Linked DNA regions of Homo sapiens: region 1 is linked to region 2. A link is an interaction called in ENCODE POLR2A ChIA-PET data of the cell type or tissue named here. Cell type or tissue: Panc1. All regions are shown on one strand. Each heading gives the region's core, and the rest is flanking DNA. Links, peaks and the distances in the headings are about the cores only. Region 1 has its middle 58 kb from the start of MIR1915. Region 2 overlaps MIR1915HG (MIR1915 host gene).

Region 1 (8,337 bases), core at 261-8,260, 51 kb after region 2:
CCTATGTAACAAACCTGCACATCCTGCACATGTATCCTGGAACTTAAAATAAAAAACCAAAAAACATGAGAAACCCTGGTTGCATATTTTAATCGCCTGGATTACTAAAAAAAGACCAAACAAAACATACCATTATGTGCTCAGGTCCTTCTTCAGCTCAATTAAATGAGAATCTCTGAGGGCTAGGGACCTGGTTTCGGCTTTTTTGAAAAGCTTTCAGGTAGTTATTTTATTTTGAGACAGTGTCTCAATCTGTTGCCCAGGCTGGAGCACAGTGGTGTGATCTCGGTTCACTGAAACCTCAATCTCCTGGGCTCAGTCAATCCTCCTGCCTTAGCCTCCTGAGTAACTGGTACTACAGGCGCATGCCACCTTGCCTGGCTAATTTTTAAATTTTATTTATTTATCTATGATTTATTTATTTATCTAGAGATGGGGTTTTGTCATGTTGCCCAGGCTGGTCTCGAACTCCTGAACTCAAGCATCTGCCTACCTCGGGGCTTCCAAAGGGCTGGGATTATAGGCGTGAGCCACCATCCCTGGCCTAAATTTTATTTTTGAAATTTTGTAGAGACGGAGTTTTGTCGTGTTGCCCTGGCTGGCCTCAAACTCCTGGGTTCAAGCTATCTGCCAGCTTCAGCCTCCCAAAGTGTTGGGATTACAGACGTGAGCCACTGCACCCAGCCTCCCTTTCAGATCATTTTAATGTGTATCCAGTATTTCCTGGAAATATATTACAACTGCAAAATCTCACATTCCCTTCAGATATACTGCAACAGAAACTCTAGGACTGGGGCTCAGCAAACTGTTTTAACAAGACTTTTCCTGGCTGGGGATGGTGGCTCAGGCCTGTCATCCCAGCACTTTAGGAGGCCAAGGTGGTCGGATCACTTGAGTTCAGGAGTTCAAGACCAGACTGGGCAACATAGTGAGACCCCTATCTCTACCAAAACAAACAAACAAACAAAAATTAGCTGGTATGGTGGCCCACCTCTGTAGTCCCAGCTACTTAGGAGGCTAAGGTGGGAGGGTCTCTTGAGCCCAGGAGGTCGAGGCTGCAGTGAGTGATGATCACACAACTGCACTCCAGCCTGGTCAAGAGAGCAAGACATTGTCTCAGAAAAATCAAAACAAAAAACAAAATAAAAGTCTTCTGCTAAAGTTTGAGAACCTCTGCCGTAGAGTACAGGCCCAGCCTGAAATACACACTTAATCTTGCCTCAAGCTCCCAAACCTCTCCTGCCATTTTCCAGCCCTCACTTTACTCTCTAACCAGGCGAGTTTATTGTACGTCTACTGAGCCTACATGGCTTTTGCGTCTTCCTGGCCTGACTAGTCACCCTCTCTTGGAGCCACAGACACTTTAGTCATCGTTCAAGGCCCAGCCCAGGTCTCACCACCTGCGTGAAGCCCTTCTGTATTTCTCTGCCCTCACACTGCCACAGTTCCCTCTTCTCTACCATTCATTCATTTCTTCAATAAGTATTTATTTCACACCTATTATTTGTGAAGCATTAAGTGGAATACAAAAGAATTATGTGATGGTCCCTTCATAGGGGATGTACTTGTTTCTATGTGGGACTAACGAAGGAGAAGCGGATGTTGAGGGGGTTGCCATGCGGGCTGATAGAATGTGAAGTTCAGAGTTTCACCAGGTGCGTTGGCTCACACCTGGAACCCCAGCACTCTGGGAGACCGAGGCGGGCAGATCACAAGGTCACGAGTTCAAGATCAGCCTGGCCAACATGGCGAAACCTCGTCTCTACTAAAAATACAAAAACTAGCCGGGTGTGGTGGTGGGCATCTGTAATCCCAGCTACTTGGGAGGCTGAGGCAGGAGAATAGCTTGAAACCGGAAGGCAGAGGTTGCAGTGAGCCGAGATCACGTCACTGCACTCCAGCCTGGGCAACAAAAGCGAAACTCTGTCTCAAAAAAAAAAAAACAAAAAAAAACGAGGTGCAGGAAGGGTGGACAGTAGAGCTGGAATGTGTTGGGTTGAGAACCAGAATGTAGATAATTTGCTCCAGGAGGTGACTCCAAGAAGAAAGGACAGGAACAAGCTCTTCTGCATATCATACCTTTGTTTATTTATTCATTTTTTTTAGGGATGAGGTCTCACTATGTTGCCTAGGCTGGCCTCAAACTCCTGGACTCAAGTGATCCTCCTACCTCAGCCTCCTAGACAGCTAGGACTACAGGTTCATGCCACTGTGCCTGGCTTAATATACCTTTTAAGTGAATAATTTTTCTTTTTCTTTTTCTTTTTTTTTTTTTGAGGCAGGGTCTCACTCTGCCACCCAGGCTGGAGTGCAGTGGTGCAATCATGGCTCACTGCAGTCTTGACTTTCCAGGCTCAAGTGATCCTCCTGCCTCAGCCAACAAAGTAACTGGGACTATATGTGCACAACCAAGCCTGGCAAATTTTTTTTTAATTTGTAGAAATAGGGGTCTCACTATGCTGCCCAGGCTGGTCTTGAACTCCTGGGCTCATGTGATCCTCCTGCCTCAACTCAGCTCCTGCAGTGCTGAGATTACAGGTGCGAGCCACTGCATCCACCCTTAACTTACTCAGTTATTTTCCTATTTACAAAAGTAGAGTTTATTGTAGAAAAATTGGAAAATACAGAAAAACAGAAAAATAAAAATCACGTACATTCCTACCACCTGAAGGTACACACTGTTGTTAGTTATTTCTTATACATTATTTCAGTCTTAAAAAATTGAGTAGATGGGCCAGGTGTGGTGGCTCATGCGTGTAATCCTAGCACTTTGGGAGGCCGAGGCAGGTGGATCACCTAAGGTCAGGAGTTCGAGACCAGCCTGGCCAACATGGCGAAACCCCATCTCTGCTAAAAATACAAATATTAGTCAGCTGTGGTGGCGGAGCCGATAATAATCCCAGCTACTCGGGAGGCTGAGGCAGGAGAATTGCTTGTACCCAGGAGGCACAGGTTGCAGTGAGCCGAGATCGCACCATTGCACTCCGGCCTGGGCGAAAAGAGCGAAATGCCATTTCAAAAAAAAAAAAAAAAAAAAGAAAGAAACATAACAATTATACAATATGTGGAGCTCATTTGGGTACTGGTTTGAGCAAACCATAATATGTTATTTTTGAGTGAAATCAGAACATTTGATTTTGATTTTGGACTGGGTATTAGATCACATTAATTTTGTTAGTAGAGCTAATAATATTGTGCTTATATATTGAAATGTACTCATTTTTTATATGTGCATAGAGACATGATGCATGGAATTTGCTTAAAAATATTAAGATACTACTGCAACAAAAGTAAAGAAAATGAACGTAAAAAAGAGTAGACAAAGCAAGCACGGTGAAATGGCCATGCTTGAATCTGGGGAGTTTGTATTATTCTCTATTTGCAATCTTCATAATAAAAACTTTAAAACGATTTGCCCAGTGTGGCGGCTCATGCCTGTAATCCCATCACCTTGGGAGGCCGAGGCAGACAGATCACCTGAGATCAGGAGCTCAAGACCAACCTGGCCAACATGGTGAAACCCTGTCTGTACTAAAAACACAAAAATTAGCTGGGCGTGGCGGTGCATGCTGTAATCCCAGCTACCGGGAGGCTGAGGCAGGAGAATGGCTTGAACCTGGGAGGTGGAGCCAAGATCACGCCACTGCACTCCAGTCCGGGCGACAGAGTGACTCCATCTCAAAAAACAAAACAAAGCAACAACAACAACAAAACCAAACTGATATTTAGCCTGAGTACAGCGGCTCATGCCTGTAATTCCAGCACTTTGGGAGGTGGAGGTGGGAGGATTGCTTGAGACCAGCCTATGCAACACGAGGAGGCCCTGTCTCTACAAAATAATAATAATAATATTAATAATAATAACAAAATGAAAATAAAAATAAGTAAAATAAAATTAGCCTGACGTGGTGGTACGTGTCTGTAGTCCCAGCTACCTGAGAGGCTAAGGTGGGAGGATGGCTTGAACCTAGGAGGTCAAGGCTGCAGTAACTGTACCACTATACTCCAGCCTGGGAGACAGCGAGACCCTGTCTCAATATGTATATAGATTTATATTTAGAGCTCTGAAATTGAACTGTGTCTGCTACTACTGAGAAGATTTGACTGTGCATGCAATAAACGAAACCTCGAAAACATGACAAAGCGGGAAATGTAAATTTTTAGGCAAAACAGCAAGTGAAGTAACAGGTGCTGCCTCCATTTGGGAAAAGGAGTTCTGGTGAGCACACTAATAATTTGTAGAAACAAAATGAGAATAATAATGTTAGTGATAAAAATAATAGTTAAACTAACGAATAAGCCTTAGTGATAATGTTGCTGTATATCTGGCATGATATTTATCTCATTTTATGATCCCAGCGAGCTTTTGAGGTAGATGGTGTTATCGCCTTTTTACTTATGGAGAAACTGAGGCACAGTACTATTAAGTAACTGGCTCAAGATCCTGTAGCTGGAAAATGGCAAGCTAGGATTCTCATCCTGCCCAGAGGTCCTACTCTTTACCTCTAAATACCTCACCAATAGAAAAAGAAATGATTTATTTATTTATTTATTTATTTATTTATTTATTTAAATAGAGTCTCACTCTGTTACTCAAACTGAAGTGCAGTGGCACAATCATGGTTCACTGCAGCATCGACCTCCTGGGCTCAAGTAATCCTCCCACCTCAGCCTCCTGAGTAGCTCGGACTACAGATGTGAGTCACCACGCCTGGCTAATGTTTTACTTTTTTGTAGAGACAGGGTCTCACTATCTTGCCCAGGCTGGTCTCAAACTCCTGACCTCAAGCGATCCTCTTGCCTGGGCCTCCCATTTCTGGCACCCAGCCAGAAATGATTTTTTGAATGCCCAAAACTGACTATTTTGACCAAGGAGCTTTTTGTTCAGTGTTTTAGAGGTATAATTTATGTTGCATTTAGAAAGTAAAAGTAGGCCGGGTGGTGGCTCACGCCTGTAATCCCAGGAGTTTTGGAGGGCAAGGCAGGAGGATTGCTTGAGGTCAGGGGTTCGAGACCAGCCTGGGCAACATAGTAAGACCCTATCTCTACAAAAAGATAAAAAAATTGGCCAGATGTGGTGGTGCTTGCCTGTTGCCCCAGCTACTTGGGAAGCTGAGGTGGGAGGTTCAGTTTAGCCCAGGAGTTTGAGGCTGCAGCAAGCTGTGATTGCACCACTGCACTCCAGCCTGGGTGACTCAGGGAGACCTTGTCCCTAAAAAAAAAATAACATAAAAATAAGTTAAAAAGTAAAAGTGTACCTACAGCTCAACTCCTGCATGTGTAGTTTCTGGGCATTTGTAGGATAACTGTTCAATTTCATTTCCAGCAGTTGTGACTTTATTTCTCCCAGGTGGAAAATATGTCCTTTCTTACTCAGTGGTGAATGTCAGGTAGACTCAGCATTGTGGTGCCTGGTGCAGTCCAGTGGGGCATCCTGGGAGGATGAGAGGGTTTGGAATAGAACTGGAACGCATGTGACTTTACCTAAATCTTCAAGTCTCAGCAGTGGGCTCCCCTAAGCATAAGGTTTCTACTACAAACATTTTAACACTTTTTTTTTTAACATATGGCAACAGAATGGTTATAGAAATTAGCTGCTATAAAGTGAGACAACAATGGATGAGACAATTGGAAAGCGAAATCTATTTGAGAAATAGAGTAGGTCGTCAAATAATGTTTCAATATCATTCTTTTTTTTTTTCGAGATGGAGTTTCGCTCTTGTTGCCCAGGCTGTAGTGCAACAGTGCAATCTTGGCTCACCGCAACCTCTGCCTCCTGGGTTCAAGTGATTCTCCTGCCTCAGCCTCCAAAGTAGCTGGGATTACAGGTGCCTGCTACCATGCCTGGTTAATTTTTTGTATTTTTAGTAGAGATGGAGTTTTCCCATGTTGGCCAGGCTCGTTTCAAACTCCTGACCTCAGGTGATCTACCTGCCTCGGCCTCCCAAAGTGCTGGTATAACAAGGCGTGAGCCACCATGCCGAGCCTCATTCAATGTCATTCTAATGTCATTATAAAGTTGATGAGAAGAAAGAAAAATGGATTGCTGGTCAGGGCCACTGGCTGGGTGGAGTTTCCCTGAGTTTGCAAGTTCTCCCCGTGTTTGCATGGGTTTTCTCTGCATGGTTCTGGGCTTTCCCAAACTCCCAGAAACACCCTCTGGTTTTCCTCTCCATTCCAAAGATGTGCACATTAGGCTAACTGGCTGTCTACATGGTCCCAGGCTGAGTGAATGTGTATCTGTGAGTGAGTGCCCTGTGAAGCGAGGGCATCCTGTCCAGAGATCGTTCCAGCCTGGCCCCCCTGAGCCACAGGGACTGGCCCCAGTCACCCCCGGCCCTGAACTGGAATAAGGGAATAAATCATTATCTTACTTGTTTTTATCAATCTTTCTTAAAGGTATGTGTAGTTCACATTTGTTTCAATGTTTAATATTAGAAGAGTTTTTTTCTTTATTTAGAAGTTTGGTGATGTTTTTGTGACCAGGAATATTCCATAGGAACTTTAGTCTATATTAGTTAAACTGTGGTCAAGTTGGTTTGGTTATATGGCATTTTGCTTAAAGGTACAGTTTCCAAGAACCTATTGATGATATTAAGTGAAGACTTTCTGTAGAAGCCACCTATGGATGAGCTTTTCTTTTTTAGTAAAGTTTTTTTGAGACAGGGTCTTGCTCTATTGCCCAGGCTGGAGTGCAGTGGTGCCATCTTGGCTCACTGCAACCTCTGCCTCCTGGGCTCAAGTGATCCTCCCACCTCAGCCTCCTGAGTAGATGAGACTCCAGGCGCCTGCCACCATGCCTGGCTAATTTTTGTATTTTTTTTATAGAGACGGGGTCTTGCTATGTTGCCCAGGCTGGTCTCCAACTCCTGAGCTCAGGCGATCTGCCTGCCTCAGATTCTGAAAGTGCTGGGATTACAGGCATGTGTCACCTGGCTCGGCCAAGATGAGCTTTTCTGCCATCCTGAAATTTTCTTTCCACTGCACTTGTGTGGGTCCGTAGTTAACAAAGCTTTTCCTACATGGAAAAACAGCAAATGTTCTTTTGAGAAAAAGCAGTAACATCAGTGATTTTTAACTATAAGTGAACCAGAGGCAGAGATGGCTTACAGATGACTCAGGTATGTGCTCTATGCTTGTGTTTTCAACTATGCAACTTTTGCCTGAGCAGGGAGATGAGAGCCAATCTTGCTGTTATGAGATAAAAGATGTCCTCTCAGATGGTTAATGTCATAGGTTTCACTAGCCAGCATTTGAATTGTGAATATTGCATTGTAAAAAGAGAAGAATGAAAATAAAAACAAGGAAAGAAGAAGATGGAGGAAGATTATAGGTTCTGTCTGTACGGTTTCTGGTAAAAGAAAGCAGTGGACTCTAGCTCCGGACAGAGGTATGTGCAGGGGATAGCTGCAGGTAGTAATTGAAATTTATGTAGACTTTGTCTAAACGGTGACCACCACCCACATTATCCCCATCATTTCCCAAGCCAGACATGCCATTATATGTGATATGATCACTCTCACCACAGGGTCTACTAGTTAGAGAGAGGTCTAAGATGGTTACAGAAATGCCTGGTGAAAACAAAGGACAAAAAGAACACTTTGATGCAGAGAAAGGAAAATTAGAATTGGTTTGCTGCAGGACCTCTGGATGCAATGCGTGGCAAAGTACGGGGTGTTTCCTGAGGCTTGCTTGGGAACATTTTCCCTCATAGCTTCTCTAGGTCGGGATCTACTTGATACAGAATAGAGAATTTTTCATGAAAATATGTGTCAGTGACTATATTCCACCATGATAATGTAGATTTCTTTCTTTTCAGATACAAAGGTGTGCCCTGTACAGCTACTAATGTAATAAAAATTAATAAAAATGATCATTTACTGAGTTATTACTATCAGCTGACACGTAATTTAAGGAAAGTGTTAATCACCAAAGAAACAGATACTGTACAGACCAAAATGACAGATACTCATTATATTATCATCCCTATTTCATAGAAAGAAAAATCTGAGGCTCAATGGGGTCAAGTAACTTGCTCAAGGTCACAAAGCTGGAATGTGAAGAAGCCCTGGTCTGTCTGACTTCTAATCCCAAGGTTTTTTTGTTTTTGGTTTTTTTTTTTTGAGATGGAGTCTTGCTCTGTTGCTCAGGCTGGAGTGCAGTGGCACAATGTCGGCTCACTGCAACCTCTGTCCCCTGGGTTCAAGGATTCTCATGCCTCAGCCACCCATGTAGCTGGGATTACAGGCGTGTGTGCCACCAGGCCCCCGTAATTTTTGTATTTTTAGTAGAGACGGGGTTTCACCATGTTGGTCAGGCTGGTCTCGAACTTCTGAC
Region 2 (8,337 bases), core at 24-8,023:
AAAGAACCTAGAAAAAATTGCTTGGTTAAATTGTAGAGAGGAAGGGAGGGAAGGAAAATGAAGGCTTTTCTTCTTTGTTCTTTAAAAGTCCAAGCACTTTCTTTCAGAATCAAAATGTAGAGAGGCAGTCAGTCTTGGAGCATGCTTTTGCATTTTAGGATACTACTCATTAATTCAGTTTTAAAGCATTCACTGGGTTGAGCACAATTTTAAAAAGGTTCTGACTCACCCAGATCCTGTTTGAAGCTCAACTCATTTTGATTGAAAGAGATTTGAGACAAGAATTTCAGAAGAGAAAAATGTGTGTTACACCTGGACATATATACACATGTAACAGGGATTGTATTCCTTCTAGTCTAAGACAAGAGATTCTATGGTAAATTATTTAAAAAAATTAGTTTTTTTTCTAGCATTGTATTGTCACCAGAAAGAAGAGTGCTGAATTCTCTGTTTCTGCATTTCCCAATAATAAATCTCCTAGGAGAGATAACTTTTTGCAGTTGTGCCCCCCACCCATTTTCTCTGTGGCTTGCTTTATTTCCCACATATGAATACACACACAGCAGATACATCATGCACAAACTTTTTTTAATGTGTAATCTGTAAATCTAGGCCCATTAAGTTTTCATTGAAGTTGGGAAACTGTTGAGGACTTACTTTTGTTCTTCACCATGCGTGCACTTTGCCAAGGATCTTTGGTAACCAATAAAACGATCATGTTCACTCTGAATGTATTTCTTTGTGATTAAATGGAAAAGAGTATTCATGAACTGCTTAAACAGTATTTTTATACCAAAACATCAACGCATAATGAAAAATGAGCTATAGTTGTTCCAAATGTTCAGAATAGCAGCTTTGCATTTACAGTCATATTTTGGCAAAACTATTTCATATTAATTGAAAATGATACAACAGTGCATGCATTCTGTGGAGGGATGCTTATTCACTTAGCTGCACCATGAAAAATTTAAACTATCTGGTTCGAATGACCTGCAATGCCTACTGAAGGAAGGGTTGGAAAATTAGGAACTATGAAATTATTTGTGTGTTTTTTTGGCCTTTTCATGAAGCTTGAATTAAATCTAGTTTTTGTGAAAAATAAAACTAAAGCAATATAAGAATCCCTTAAGTTGGTCTTATAAAATCATATGGTTTTTTTTTTTTTTTTGAGATGGAATTTCACTCTGTCACCCAGGCTGGAGTGCAGTGGCACAATCTTGGCTCACTGCAACCTCTGCCTCCTGGGTTCAAGGGATTCTTCTGCCTCAGCTTCCTGAGTAGCTGGGACTACAGGCACTCGCCACCACACCCGGCTAATTTTTTTGTGTTTTTAGTAGAGACGGGTTTTCACCATATTGGCCAGGCTGGTCTTGAATTCCTGATCTCGTGATCCACCCGCCTCGGCTTCCCAAAGTGCTAGGATTACAGGCATGCGCCACCGCGCCCAGCCATATGTGATTATTATAAAAAATCTGTACCTTAAAGATATGTTAGTGAAACTAGATGGATACAAATATAACTATTACCTTTTTTTTTCCCAGTGATTTTTCTCTCTCAAATGTAAGATATGTAGGACTCCAGAACATGCACTGTAATTTGTTCTGATAATAGGAAAACCAATGCTGGTTTTCTCAGTGTCATAGTTATCAAGGGGCAATGCCAAAATCATTAGATAAGCATCATCCTTTCTATCACATCATTGTCTACATGAAATTTCATCTTAGAAAATATGCAAGAATATTATATTTGTTTCCAAAGCTTGAAAATGCAATAGAATTTGAAGTATTGAAAATATGATTCCTGGTTGACAACATCTTAGAAGTTGCAGAGGTGTCTCTTTTTGAGACGACTTTAATAATGACTGACTTTAATAATGTTACAAAGCAAGGGAGGATTTCAATAGCAAGCAAGATGTGATGAATGGGCATGAGGAACAGTGAAGCTATTGACGAAACATGCTAACTTTTAGAATTCTATCTAAATTATTTTTTTTCCAGTGCAGAGGAAGACACCCAAGTGTATCAATGTTCATCAGATGCAGGGTAATAAAAATGTGAGTGACAGTTAATGGCCTGTGACTGTAATATGATTGTTAGTGTAGGTGAGTGAATACATTGGTTCCTGTTTAAAGAAGGTCAGTGGTCCACAGTCAAGGTAAGTGAAGTTTGCAGAAAATTGAGGCCCTGAAAGGAAAAGGCTAAAACAAACAAACAAAAACAAAAAAACCCACCACCACCACCAACAGAATAACTGCCCATGACTAGTATTTTAAAATAATAATAAAACAATTTCAGTAATTAAAAAATCATTTGTTTTCTGTTTTAGATTTGACTTGAGTCAGTTGTTCCTGCTAGCTATTTAGATGAAATATATGGAATATCACTTAATAGGCAGAAGCGCTGATACAATTTCCTCTTAAAGGATCTGATTCCTGGCATCCAAAGGAAACTGGAATTCAAGTTCGTATTAGAACTTGAATTTGTTCTGCCAGAGTGAAAATTGGTTCCATTAGGCCTCAGTCACAGAATTCTTACAGACCTGGCTAGAGCTGTAGATATGATATATCCAACTAGCTGAAAATCATAGTCTTAAGTAATGCTGCATGTGCTTTGGAAAACCATCCAGAGGGTTTTAATTTTTTTTTTTTGAATGAAAATTTCCTAATTTTACAGTTGTCATAAATCTGGAACAAGTCTAATTAAGGTCATCAAGGCAAGTGAAAATCTAATGAGCAAACTTTGGAAATAACATGATGAGAATAATTTAAATGTGAAATATTAAATTGTGGCAATGTTTAGCAAGGATTCTTTCCTTAACATTTTTCTTATTCATTTGCCCATACTTCCCTCTCTTTGCAGATTTATAGTGCTCTTGGGGAGGCTCCTGGAAGAAGTGATATATCAGACAGACATACTATTCAAAAGCTTAAAACTTAGCATCTGACTATGTAAGTAAAAATAGAAAAAACAATGACCACAAAAAAGCAAAATCAACTTTACTTAGATGAACAATTCGGCCCAATATATTAAGGAGAATGGGAAAAATACGCATGTCATCTAAAAGTTCGTAATTTATTCTATACAGGAGGATTTCAAATAAATTTGATTCATAATACACATATACATTTATGTACATCAACATAATGACCTTCCATAAATTAAGTAAATTGATTGGAAATCAATCAATGTATTGATCGTGGTATGTTCTTTATATGAAAATATTCAATAGCTTCATGAAATAATTGATTACACATTTTAAGAATTTTAAAATTTCTGGGTGGGGCACACTGGCTTATGCCTGTAATCCCAGCACTTTGGGAGGCTAAGGCAAGAGAATTGCTTAAGCCCAGGAGTTTGAGGCTGCAGTGAGCTATGATTGTGCCACTATACTCCAGCCTGGGCTACAGAGCAAAACATAGTATCTTAAAAAACAAAAAGGTAAAATTTCTAGTGAGAAATAGAAAAAATTTCTGTGAGACACAGAATATTTGACTTAATTGAAAAATTAAAATAAATTTAAATTCTCCATAATTTTTCATAGAATTATGTTTTCTATTTTCCTTTTTAATGGAAGATTTGTCAACTTACTATTTTGGTGTCAATTTTCCTTGTATGTGTTTTATTTCCTTGCGAGCAAATGTTATTAGTTAATAGTAGCAGATACAGCAATCATAAAATCTCAGAGGTAATGTTCTGGCATAGGCAGTAATTCAAATTAGAACTATTTATGGACAATTCAGAAAGCTTACTTACTTTAGTTAATTCTTTTCTTATTCTGTATTCATCTTGTTGCACCAGATTTTTAGCTTCTTTTGTCTACAACATAAGATCTCAGTATTTTTAGGATGTAAAATAAATGCTCTCTTTAACAATTTTTGTAACTTGGAACTTAAACGTAGCCTATTCTAGTTATTTAATAAATAGCTAAAAGTAGATGAAGGAAACAGTTTAGGTGGGGCATGCCTGTAAACCCAGCACTTAGGAGGCAGAGTCAGGAGGATTGCTTGAGCCCAGGAGTTTGAAACCAGCCTACGTAACACAGGGAAACCCCCATCTCTACAAAAAATAAAAAATATATATATATTAGCCAGGCGTGGTGGTGCACGCTTGTGGTCCCAGCTATTCACAAGGCTGAGGTGGGAGGATACCTTGAGCCCAGGTGGCTGAGGCTGTGCTGTAGTGAGCCGTGATCACACCACTGCACTCAAGCCAGCCTGGATGACAGACTGAGACCCTGTCTGTCTCCAAAGGAAAAAAAAAAAGGAAGCAGTTTGAATTTTTTTTGCTGATTAAACCAAAAATGGAAGACTATTTTTCAGAATGAATTTAGGTAGTTTTTAGTTGTTACAAAATATCTGCTGACTCCCAAAATCATTGAGTAACAACAACAAAAAAAGCCCCGTGAAAAGTTAATGCCCACCCAGCCACTTAAAAGTAGTTCTGTAGACTTTACCAGCAGCTGCTTGTCAGAGTCCAGTGCTTACCAGTTTTTTTTTTTTCCCTGCTCGATTCAAAGGAGATTGCTTTGCCCCGTGGGAGTCTTGCTCTTCCCAACAAACGTGGAAAAAAAATGCAATAGGCAGTTCCAGGAGTGTTGCCTTTGACAGCATGTCTCAGGGAACTTAATATTCTAGGTGGCAAGTGGCCAAAATAAGTAGGAAACTTAGGTACAAGACTGAAGAAAGTACTGCCATAGCAAACTAGAAAGAGGGAAATAAAGTTTCTATATTAAAAAGAACGAAAAATTACATGGCTGATGATGAGTGAGAATTATGCGTGGTGTGTGTATGTGTAAAGAAAAGGATAAACTTTTGGAGATGTTTATAACAACCTTATAATTTGAGAGAAGCTTTGTTTTTTTGTTTTGTTTTGTTTTTGCAACAAGGTCTCATGGTCACCCAGGCTGCAGTATGATGATGTGGTCATAGCTCATTGTAACCCTGAACTCCTGGGCTCAAATGATCCTCTTGTCTCAGCTTCTGGAGTGGTTAGAACTACAGGCATGAGCCACCACACCTAGTTAATTTTTAAAAATTTACAGCGATGGGGTCTCACTATTTTGCCCATGCTGATCTTGAATTCCTGTCTTCAAGTGATACTCCCACCTCCCAAATGATGAGTATCCCAAGTGATACTCAGCCTCCCAAAGTGCTGGGATTACAAGCATAAACCACAATGCCTGGCCCTGTTTATTTGAATACTGCTTTCCTTAATGCTTTAGAAATCAAAATTGTATCATTAATTATACTTACATTTGTCTGGACTCTAAAAATAATATAATGCCCAACAGTTGTTTTAGCCGCCACAAGTTCCTCCACTTCCAGAATGCATAGCCCTTTGCAATGTGACTTTGCTACTTTTCCCACCCAGAAGTGGAATCTTCTCCATCCCTTGGAATGTGGCCTGGTCTTGCCAGTTGCTTTGGCTTATGGGATATTGCGGAAGTAAGTATGTTGCACAGGTTCTGGAATCTAGACCCCAAGGAGCTTTTGCAGCTTCCATCTTTGTCTTCTAGAAACACCATGCCACAAAGAAGCTTGGGATGAAGGATCACGAGGCGAGAGGAGTCCAGCACCCAGCACACCCACTGGGAGCTACATGCATGAGACCCCACCCAATCAGCAGAACCATACAGCCAACAGAATCATGAGAAATAAGAAGTTGTTGTTGTTCTAAGCCACTAAGCTTTGGAGTGGCTTGTTACACATCAATAGGTATCCATGCTTGCAACTACTACAATCATCTAAAGTTGAGAGAGGCCGGGCCCGATGGCTCACTCCTGTAATCCCAGCACTTTGAGAGGCTTAGGCGGGCAGATCACTTGAGGTCAGGAGTTCGAGACCAGCCAACATGATGAAACCCTGTCTTTACTAAAAATACAAAAACAAGCCAAGCGTGGTGGCTTGTACCTGTAATCCCAGCTACTCAGGAGGCTGAGGTGGGAGAATCGCTTGAACCTAGGAGGTGAAGGTTGCAGAGTGCCGAGATTGTGCCACTGCACTCCAGCCTCAAAAAATGTTGAGAGAGATTTTGTTGATATAGCAAGAGTATAAATTGTGCCGGGACGGTGGCTCATGCCTATAATCCCAGCACTTTGGGAGACTGAAGCAGGAGGATCACTTGAGGTCAGGAGTTTGAGACCAGCCTGGCCAACATGGTGAAACCCTATCTCTACTAAAAATACAAAAATTAGCTGGGCATAGTGGCACATGCCCAGCTACTCGGGAGGCTGAGGTAGGAGAATCGCTTGAACCCGAGAGGTGGAGGTTGTGGTGAGCCAAGATCACACCATTGCACTCCAGCCTGGGCAACAAGAGCAAAACTCTGTCTTAAAAAAAAAAAAAAAGTATAAATTGGGACCAAACTAAACAGCTTCAGTTAAGATCCTGTTAGCATATGTGAAGCTACCACAGGCCCAAGTTTGTTATCTGTGATTGTTATTGTGACGTGAGATTTTCTTTTTTTTTAAATTTCTTTCTTTCTTTCTTTCTTTCTTTTTGAGACGGAGCCTCGCTCTGTTGCCAGGCTGGAGTGCAGTGGCTCAGTCTTGGCTCACCACAAACTCTGCCTCCCGGGTCCAAGCGATTCTCCTGCCTCAGCCTCCTGAGTAGCTGGGATTATAGGCATGCACTGCCATGCCTGGCTAATTTTGTATTTTTAGTAGAGATGGGGTTTCTCCATGTTGGTCAGGCTGGTCTTGAACTCCTGACCTCAGGTTATCCACCCACCTCAGCCTCCCAAAATGCTGGAATTACAGGCGTGAGCCACTGCGCCTGGCCTTCATTCAAGAATAATTTACTGAATGTTTTTTAAATTTCATTTTATGTGCCTGGCATTGTTCTGGGCATTGGACATGCAGTTGTGAATAAACCCTTGAATCTCTGCTTCTGTGTGATATACATGCTGGTAGAGGGCTTCTGAGTGCAAATAAACAAATACACCAAATCAAATAGATATAAGTGCTGTGAAAAAAGAACAGTAATGTAATACGAATGCTGAAAGACATGGAGGGTGCCTTAGAGTAGATCAGGGAAGGCCCCTTGAGATGATGTTTGGCAGATATGGGTTTAAGTCCTAGTGCTGCCACCTTTTTTTTTTTTTTTCTCCCTGGAGACAGGATCCACTTTGTACCCAGAGTGGAGTGCAGTGACACAAATCACAGCTCACTGCAGCCTCAACCTCCAGGCTCAAGCAATCCTACTGCCTCAGCCTCCTGGTAGCTGGGACTACAGGCATGCACCACCATGCCCAGATAATTTTTGTATTTTTTTGTAGGGATGGGGTTTTGCCATGTTGCTCAGGTTAGTCTTGAACCCCTGAGCTCAAGTGATCTGCCTGCCTCAGCTTCCCAAATTTGGTATATAGGCATGGTATATAGTTGGTATTATAGTCATGAGCCGCTGTGCCCAGCGTACAACAATTAAAAAAAAAAGCTATACACAAAGAGTCTTAGCCACATTCATGGTTGATGCATATCAAAAGATAGTGAATTTAGCTAGGAATGGTGGCATGCACCTGTAGTCCCAGCTACTTGGGAGACTGAGGTGGGAGGCTCACTTGAGCTCAGGAGTTTGAGACCAGCCTGGGCAACATAGCAAGGCCCCATCTCTACAAAAATTATTATTTACAAAAAGTATATATATATATCTCCACACCTGGTGGTTTTACTTTTTTGTTTTGTAGACCTCTATATATTTACAGAAACTTCCATAGTAATGAACTACAGAAATGAGCTCTGAAAATACAGTCTTATTTTTTTTGAGGCAGGATTTCACACTCTCTCCCAGACTGGAGTGCAGTAGCGCAATCTCGGATCACTGCAACTTCCTCCACTCAGGCTCAAGCGATTCTTCTGCCTCAGCCTTCCGAGTAGCTGGGATTACAGGCGCGTACGACTACCACCCAGCTAATTTTTGTATTTTTAGTAGAGACAGGGTTTCACCATGTTGGCCAGGCTGGTCTCAAACTCCTGACCTCAAATGATCCACCCGCCTTGGTCTCCCAAAGTGCTGGGATCACAGGCGTGAGCCACTGCGCCAGGCGGAAAATACAGTCTTATAGGGTGGTTTTAGAGTTGTCAAAATGACTGGGAAATGTTACTGGCATTTAGTTGGTGAAGGTGAAGTTTGTTAAGTGTCCAGCAATGCACACAGGCAATCCTGCATAATCAAGGACTATCCAGCTGGGCGTGGTGGCTCACACCTGTAATCCCAGCACTTTGGGAAGCCGAGGTGGGTGGATCACCTGAGGTCGGGAGTTCAAGACCAGCCTAACCAACATGGAGAAACTCCATCTCCACTAAAAATACAAAATTTGTCGGGCGTGGTGGCGCATGCCT

Evidence for each region. Peaks named below come from ENCODE experiments on the same cell type or tissue, not always from the same donor. Only the 100,000 strongest peaks of a DNase experiment are listed, where the experiment ranks them.
Region 1: POLR2A ChIA-PET joins it to region 2 with 8 read pairs; 6 of 35 experiments call an interaction of 5 or more read pairs at or near these places.

What each region holds. Positions count from the first base shown.
Region 1 is chr10:21,434,401-21,442,737 of GRCh38, reverse strand. No RefSeq gene overlaps it. Among named protein-coding and RNA genes, the nearest start is that of MIR1915, 58 kb to the left of the region's middle. In Panc1, for the core only: no CTCF peak of the experiment used is centred there; no DNase peak of the experiment used is centred there; H3K27ac peaks cover 1,952 bases.
Region 2 is chr10:21,485,051-21,493,387 of GRCh38, reverse strand. It overlaps MIR1915HG (MIR1915 host gene), which reads left to right. Exons shown (of 2, transcript NR_160800.1): 2 at 1-730. It also overlaps the pseudogene LOC124902598. Among named protein-coding and RNA genes, the nearest start is that of MIR1915, 7.4 kb to the left of the region's middle. In Panc1, for the core only: no CTCF peak of the experiment used is centred there; no DNase peak of the experiment used is centred there; H3K27ac peaks cover 7,454 bases.